2 separate regions of the Homo sapiens genome follow, and region 2 is linked to region 1. The links are chromatin contacts, found by Hi-C or POLR2A ChIA-PET in ENCODE. All regions are on one chromosome and are shown on one strand. Each heading gives the region's core, a stretch centred on a gene start or an enhancer-like site at or near the end of the contact. The rest is flanking DNA. Distances are from core to core; before and after follow the strand shown. Region 1 overlaps SLC2A14 (solute carrier family 2 member 14). Region 2 overlaps FOXJ2 (forkhead box J2).

Region 1 (4,244 bases), core at 826-3,325:
TAATTTTTTGTATTTTTGATAGAGATGGGGTTTTGCCAGGTTGCCCCCACTGGTCTCAAACTCCTCAGATCAGGAAATCCACCCGCCTTGGCATCCCAAAGTGCTGCGATTACAGGCGTGAGCCACCACGCCTGGCCTTGAGTTTGCATTTCTTTTTTTTTTTTTTTTGAGATGGAGTCTCGCTGTGTCGCCCAGGCTGGAGTGCAGTGGCGCGATCTCAGCTCACTGCAAGCTCTGCCTCCCGGGTTCATGCCATTCTCCTGCCTCAGCCTCCCAAGTAGCTGGGACTACAGGCGCCTGCCACCACGCCCGGCTAATTTTTTGTATTTGTAGTAGAGATGGGGTTTCACCATGTTAGGCAGGATGGTCTCAATCTACTGACCTCATGATCCACCCGCCTCGGCCTCCCAAAGTACTGGGATTACAGGCGTAAGCCACCACGCCTGGCCTTGAGTTTGCATTTCTAACAGGATCCTGGGAGATTCTGATGTTGCTGGTCCCCGGACCACAATTTGAGTAGCACTAGTCTAGATGATTTCCGAAGTCAAGCAATACAGTTGACATACATAGTACATAAATGTGTGGTTATTTTATTGTTCCTTGATTAAAAATAACTTTCCTTTGGGAATGGAGGAGCATGAATAGACTAAATCAAGTTGGTTTTGTTTTTCTCTGCCATTTGCAAGCTGTGATATCCATTGACCCCTTTCTTTGTTTTGTAAAATGACCAACCATAGAGGTTTGCCCAGGTACTTTCAGTGCTAAAACTGAGATAGTCCTGGGCAAACGGGATGATTGGGTGACCTCTCCATTCACGAGGCTAGTGAAATAGAAAGAATGTATAAGGAAAAATGAACGTGGCTAGGGATCAGAAAATGCAGTTTCTAGTCGTAATTCACAACTTATTAATATTCTGACCTTAAATTGATCATTTAAATTCTCTTTCAGTTTTTGCACCTATAAAATGGTGATAATGTTAACTACTTTACTTACTTACCACAAAAGTTTTGAGGATCAATTGAAATAATGGATAAAAAGATTATTAAAATACCATATACATATTAAGACAAAGATGTAGCTCACTTGTTTTTGCTTAGAATTTACGATTTACAGCCCGGTGCGGTGGCTCACACCTGTAATCCCAGCACTTTGGGAGGCCAAGGCGGGTGGATCAGCTGAAGTCAGGGGTTCGAGACCAGCCTGGCCAATATGGTGAAACCCCTCTTTACTAAAAATGTAAAAATTAGCTGGATGTGGTGGCATTTGCCTGTAATCCCAGCTACTCGGGAGGCTGAGGCACGAAAACTGCTTGAACCTGGGAGGTGGAGGCTGCAATGAGCCGAGATTGTGCCACTGAACTCCAGCCTGGGTGACAGAGTGAGACCCTGTCTAAAAAAAAAAAAGGAGTTTACTATTTACTGGCAAAAAATAGCAACCCAGCAATCTCATTCCTAAGCATACAACAAGTATACAATCGAGAGAAAAGAATTCATACATTCAGCAAATATCAGGAATGTTTATAATAGCTCGAACTGGAAACAATGATGCATACATCAGTGGGAGAATAGATAAGTAAATGTTGTCATAGCCAAAAGTGGAATACTACTCAGCAGTAAGAAGGAATGAACTACCAACACCACCACATAGTACTCGTAGACACGATGCTCAGTGAAAAAACATCTGAGCACAAAAGAGTACATACTGTATGGTTCCATTTAAAGGTCAAGAACAACAAAATTCATTGATGATGGCGGAAGTAAAAATAGCAATTTCTTCTGGAGAAGGAGGCTATAGACTGGAACCAGCACTAGGAAACTTTTTGAGGAGCAAGAAATGTTAAAGAATCTAGATCTTGATCTGGTTAATGGTTATGCCTGTGAATACAGATATAAATATTCACCCAACTGTAAACTCCAGATTAGTGCATTTTTATCTGCTTTATTGCATGTGCCCTTCAGTAAAGTAGAAAAAAATAAAAGAAAAGACAACAATAAAGGAAGGAAGAACTCACCCTCAATTCTATCACCACTAGAAAACAATGTGTTTTTTTCTTGAAATGTTTGCATTCTAACCGCCCCAGCACTAAGAAGAGGTTCAGTTTTGTAATTGGAACGTCTGATGAGCATCTGATGAGTGGATCCAGAGGTTATCCCCTCATGTCGAGTTGATGATGATATTTCAGCTTCTAGACTTGAGCAAGATGACAGCAAAGGGAAGCGGAAACCCTGGGTCACTGGTTCAGGAAGACGGCCAGGTTTACATCAACGTTGCAACAAATCTGGTGGCTTTTTTTTTCGTTTCGTGTTGCTGTTTCTTTTCTTCCTCTTCATCTTTGGGTCCGTTTGCTACTTTTCTTGGATTGATTTTCCACTCTACCCCACTACACAACGTACTCTTTGGGGAGGAGGGGGGTCTTTACATTTTCTTCCACTCTCCGACTTTCCCATATTTTCTCATGTGTCTCAGTGAATTCAATGGTATGTGCTAACATTTTCTTTTATGAGTCTATTCCAGGGGCTCACATCCTGTCCCCTGCCCGAGGAGCCTTCCAGTAGCCTTTACAGCCGCATTCTCAGGCTTTCATCCACTCTTTTTGAAACAGCGCCTGTGACATTCCCACTCATTACAGCGTGCCCCTCCCATGCCTCCAGGAAATTCTCTGTTTTCCCACCGGCTTTCTACTCAGCAGCTATTCTCAGTCTAATGCGCTTCATTCACCGTCAGCCTTCCTCAGGAAGACATAAAAAAGGGTGAAAAAGAACATTTATTTCTCAGGAAGGATTGGTCAGCTGACTAAGTTGTCTGAGGGTCTAAAAAGATGAGGGGGTAACTCAAAGCATAAATGCTTGAGGAGATGGATACCCCATTCTCCATGAGGTGATTATTTTACATTGCATGCCTATATTAAAACATTTATGTGGCCAGGCGCGGTGGCTCACACCTGTAATCCCAGCACTTTGGGAGGCTGAGGCGGGCGGATCACCTGAGGTCGGGAGTTCGAGACCAGCCTGATCAACATGTAGAAACCCTATCTCTACTAAAAATATAAAATTAGCTGGGTGTGGTGGCACATGGCTGTAATCACAGCTACTCGGGAGGCTGAGGCAGGAGAATCACTTGAACGCGGGAGGCGGAGGTTGCGATGAGCCGAGATCGCACCATTGCACCCCAGCCTGGGCAACAAGAGCGAAACTCCATCACAAAAAAAACAAAAAAAAAAAAAAGAGAAAAAGAAAGAGTAGATGTGAGTCAGCTAAGCACTTCAGTCATCATGTAGCTGTTTTCCTGTGAGTGGGGGGAGGGGGGTGGTAGCCTGGTGATTGTGTCCCACTGATAGCTACACAGAGAAAGAAGGACATTTATAGCTTTAGAGCACTGCTAGAGAAAAGTTAAGGAACTCAAAGAACTGTCTTCACTTCATGCAAGCAATTATCTGTGTTGCTTATATATTGGCACTTGTATAGAAGAAGTCTTTTCCCGCTTCTCGGCCTTTTGGCTAAGATCAAGTGAAGATGACTTTTAAAACCCTTGTCTGTGATCCTGCAATCACCCTCCTTGGTACTTACATAAATGAGTTGAAATCATGCATCTACATGAAAACCTGCAAACGAATGTTTAGAGCAGTTTTATTCGTAGTTGCTAAAACTTACCAAGATGTCCTTCAGTAGGTGAAGGGATAAACTGTGGTGCATCCAAATAATGGAATATTATCCAGTGATAAAAAGAAATGAGCCACGAAAAGACATGCAGGGACCTTCAATGAATATCACTAAGTGAAATAAGCCAATCTGAAAAGGCTACATAATGTATGACTCCAACTGTATGACATTCTGGAAAAGGCAAAACTATGCAAAAAGACAGCAAAAAGATCAGTGATTGCCAGGGGTTGGAGGAGTAGGGAAGGGAGGTGGAACATGGGATCTTTTTTTTTTTTTTCTTTTGAGACAGAGTTTCGCTCTTGTTGCCCAGGCTGGAGTGCAATGGTGCAATCTCGGCTCACTGTAACCTCTGCCTCCTGGGTTCAGTCAATTCTCCTGCCTCAGCCTCCTGAGTAATTGGGATTACAAGCATGCACCACTACGCCCGGCTAATTTTATATTTTTAGTAGAGATGGGGTTTCACCATGTTGGTTGGGCTGGTGTCGAACTCCTGACCTCGTGATCTGCCCACCTTGGCCTCCCAAAGTTCTGGGATTACAGGCGTTAGCCACTGCACCCAGCCTGGAACATGGGATTTTTAGGGCA
Region 2 (4,106 bases), core at 1,481-3,980, 200 kb before region 1:
CCAGCTTGGGCAACACAGTGAGACCTCATTTCTACAAAATAAAAAAAAGTTCCTGTGCATGGTGGTGTATGCCTGTAGTCCCAGCTACTCAGGAGGCTTAGGTGGAAGGATTGCTTGAGCCCAGGTTCAAGCTGCAGTAAGCTGTGATTGTACCACTACAATCCAGCCTGGGTGACAGAGCAAGACCCTGTCTTAAAATTAAAAAAAAAAAAAAGAGAGGCTGGGTACGGTGGCTCACACCTGTAATCCCTGCACTTTGGGAGGCTGAGGCAGGAGGTGGATCATTTGAGGTCAGGAGTTCAAGACCAGCCCAGCCAACATGGTGAAACCCCGTCTCTATTAAAAATACAAAAAAAATTAGCTGGTTGCAGTGGCAGGCGCCTGTAATCCCAGCTACTCGGGAGGCTGAGGCAGGAGGATTGCTTGAACCCAGGAGGCGGAGGTTATGGTGAGCTGATATCACGCCACTAAACTCCAGTCTGGGGACAGTGAGACCCTGTCCCCCACCCCCACAAAAAAAAAAAGAAAAGAAAAGAAAGCTGAGTGCTTTCAATAGTCTCCAACTCACTACATGGTTTGTATGTCAACTGGGGATTTATAGAGTGAGAGAACTACATATAAAGTTCCTATTCCTACTCAACAATTGACAAATGAGCTACTGCTCCAAAAAATTGAGCCTATCAGCCTTCTTGCTTTGCTTAGGAGAGGAGCCCCTTCTTTCTTCATCTCCAGCCAAACAACTTAACTTCTCATTACTTGCTTGGTAGCCAGCTGTTTGTAAAGAACCTAATTATATTATGATTTTTCTTGGAATGCAGCTTTTCAAAAGATGATGACTGTGCAATGGAGCTATGGAAATCTGATGCTCTAGATTAGACTCCTACCTCTAGGTAGGAAGGAGTGATGCCATGCCTTGCACAGTGACTGGAACATCGTAGAATGGCAATAAACATTTGTGAAATGAGTGAATATCCTCTTTGAGGGATCAGAAGACAAGAGGATGTGGGCCGGGTGCAGTGGCTCATGCCTGTAATCTCAGCACTTTGGGAGGCTGAGGCGGGTGGATAATGAGATCTGGAGTTCGAGACCAGCCTGGCCAACATAGCGAAACCCTATCTCTACTAAAAATACAAAAAATCAGCCGGGCACGGTGGCGGGCACCTGTAATCCCAACTACTCAGGAAGCTGAGGCAGGAAAATCGCTTGAACCTGGGAGGTGGAAGTTGCAGTGAGCCGAGATCATGCCATTGCACCCCAGCCCAGGCGACAGTACGAGACTCTGTCTCAAAAAAAAAAAAGAAGATAAGAGGGTGTGATGAGCAACAGCGTCCTGCCATCCCCATCACTATACTTAATGGCTTGGAGTTTCCCTAATATACCTTATAAAAGTTGTTCAACTCTGAAAAAAAAGTAGAGGGCAGAACATATGAGATTTTAAGTTTTCACATCTCTGAGACAAACCAGAGTAAACTGAACAGGTTACAAGAAGAAACAAAACCTTTTTCTCTAAAAAGGCTGTTGAAGCCTAAACCTAAGCCAAGATTATAGAAGCATTCCCACCTTCCAACCAATGCCAGCATTCTTGTAATAGGGGAAGTTATCACAGATCCAGCGGTAAATCTCGCTGAGGGTCATCTTCTTGGCTGGAGAGGAGTTGATGGCATAGGTGATGAGAGTGGCATAGCTGTATCGTGGCTTGCCGTCCTGGTGCACTGCTGCCTCGTCTTTGCTCAGGGTGGCATTAGGATCTGTGGGTGACCCTGGTGAACACTTGCGGCTGCTCCCGGGAGGCCCAGCCTGGGAGGCACTTCCAAGCTTCTCAATGGTAGCTCGGAGGGTCAGCTGGGGGAGCCAGTCTATGGAGGTGAGGCTACTCTCTAGGTCAGAAGCCATGGTACTTCTGGGTTCTGCAGAGAAGACAAAGAGGAGACGAAAATACTGGGGGCAAGTAATACTCAAATCCTTTTGTTTGAGGGAAGTAGAGTTTCTTCCTACTCTCATTCCCATAAGACACCCATGGCATGGCCTTCCACCAGGTGTTCCCAGAATCCCCAAGCAGATCTATCTACCAGATGATGGACTGCTAGTTACCCTACATCTTATTGTGGAGCAGGGCCAAGGGGCCTCTCCATGTAAGACTAAAAGAGACCAAACTTCACACCAAATGGAGCTATTTCCTCAATTCACCTTACTCATAGCCCTACAACATAGTATTTTTAAACTATGTAGGAATGGGTTTGAAAAAAGAAAAACCCCACTTAGATAGCAGGTAAAATTAAAAGTCCATTCTGCAATCATGTGACACCTGTTATATTTTCATACAACATGCACAGATAGACGGCACGAACGTACATATAAAGCAAAAGTCTACCTAAATACAAACATACACGGATGAAGCACACACCAACACGTCTAAAGATGTTTCCTACTAGATGCATTACGAGCACTTGCCCTTTTTATCCCACACACATGTGCACCTGAGGCATATTAGATATATCCCAGGCATAAAGTATACATGACAACCAGCAGACAGACTCATAAACAGTGAAGCACATACACAGAGATCACGATTACATATACAGCATACATTACCACCAGAGGACAAAGTCACACACAGAAGCAACACATCCTGAAGTACACAGCTGCCCTCACACTTTTTAAGCTACCCCTTGCACGCTCCCGCCCACAGACACCAACACCAGGAAGAAGTCATCCACAAGGACCTCCCACCTCTCAGCCTGCTGGGCTTCACCGAGCCAGGGAGACACCCAGCTGTGTGCCTACCGGTAACAATCAGATAGCCTGGCTAAAAATAGCCACTCTGGAGCTCGGAGCTGGCTCCCCTTCTCCGCCCTCCTCCTCCCTCCTTCCTTCCCAGCCAGGCAGGCACGCTCGCTGCACCTCCATGCAAACTCCTGGAGCTGCCAGACCGCCTACGCCTGATGCTTGCACGCCCTGCTGCCACCCACACTGCCTGGGCACTCTTGCCAGCAGAGAGGTATAGCTAGTGACATCTTGCGAGGGAAGGTGAAGAACGATGGGTGATATCTGTATTGCAGGGTCTAGAAAGGCTGGCAGGAACCCCTAGGTAGCCATTTGGCACTCCCCTAGAGCTGATGCCAGCAACCCCCTAAGCACTTGCTGCCTAGCAGGTTTGTGCCTGCACAGCCGCCAGATGCCAGCTAACATTGTCTTCCTCAGTCCCACCAGGGCACTTCTCCTGAGGAGCCAGGACTAGATTGCCTCAAAGTTCAGAATCCTGAACAGAAACGTATGATGTAAGTGATCTCTAAATCCACAGCCAGATATATGCACAAGCGTATCCATAAAATACAACAGATCCACACACTTTGCAGGCCAAAGCTCAACAGCAGATAGGACCATGTCCCCCTCTCTCCTGACTCCAACACATCCTTCAGGGTCTCAGCTCCCTCTTCTATCCTAGGTAGTGATTCTTCTGCCCTTGACCCTTAAGCCTTTCTCCTAGGGGTCAGCATTCTGACTTACTCCCCTCTCCCCAAGGTCCCACCCACGCAGATGGCAATCTGCATGTGTGCACAAGTACCCAGCTCCTAACCAGCAACACACTCACTCCACAAGGCTGAAGGAAACACCTTAGTGCCTCAGGGGCGGGGGCAGCAAGAGACGCAACTCTAACCCAAGAATTGTTTGACAGGAGAAAAGGGGCGGAGCGAGGGGGGCTGGCATGTTTATAAATAGCGTCATGAAGGGTTTCCCCTTTATCCTTAGCTTCTCTCCCACTATCCTCTTCATCCCACTGCCACCTTGCCCTAACCATGGAAACTTGGAAACTAATAGGAACACTTAATCATTCCAGGAACCTCACACCTTCCAATACTACTAAGTCAAAACACCCCAGTCCCTGGGCTATAGCAGATCACATATATACTTGTATACTTGTAGCAGGATCACAGTCCTGTAGCTGGGTCATCTGAGCTGAAGAGTGGCATGCCAATGAGCAGGTTTCCAATGACCAGGGTCCTCCTGGGTCCTCCCCAGATGGGGAGGTCCCTAAAGTACTTCTGCCCTATTCCCTATTTATCTCCTTCTAAAGATCCCTAGGAAATTTCATCTTAAGAGCACGG

Evidence for each region. A loop is a pair of places that touch in the nucleus more often than their neighbours do. ChIA-PET counts read pairs that join two places held with the same protein, here RNA polymerase II (POLR2A). Pooled maps may share reads with other maps.
Region 2: POLR2A ChIA-PET joins it to region 1 with 17 read pairs in activated T-cell. The contact joins two enhancer-like sites. A Hi-C loop is called at or near these places in 4 of 50 pooled maps. POLR2A ChIA-PET finds 5 or more read pairs at or near these places in 8 of 52 experiments (A549, BJ, H1 and 4 more).

The regions. Positions count from the first base shown.
Region 1 is chr12:7,841,703-7,845,946 of GRCh38, reverse strand. The region is part of intron 2 of SLC2A14 (solute carrier family 2 member 14); the gene reads left to right. Among named protein-coding and RNA genes, the nearest start is that of SLC2A14, 29 kb to the left of the region's middle. RefSeq lists an enhancer at 2,793-3,677. Within about 2 kb of position 2,075, at least 4 of the 41 ENCODE cell types and tissues checked have a DNase peak (open chromatin) inside an H3K27ac peak, as active enhancers do.
Region 2 is chr12:8,037,620-8,041,725 of GRCh38, reverse strand. It overlaps FOXJ2 (forkhead box J2), which reads right to left. Exons shown (of 11, transcript NM_018416.3): 2 at 1,561-1,907. The coding sequence starts at 1,893. Among named protein-coding and RNA genes, the nearest start is that of FOXJ2, 7.0 kb to the right of the region's middle. RefSeq lists an enhancer at 2,677-2,806. Within about 2 kb of position 2,730, at least 26 of the 41 ENCODE cell types and tissues checked have a DNase peak (open chromatin) inside an H3K27ac peak, as active enhancers do.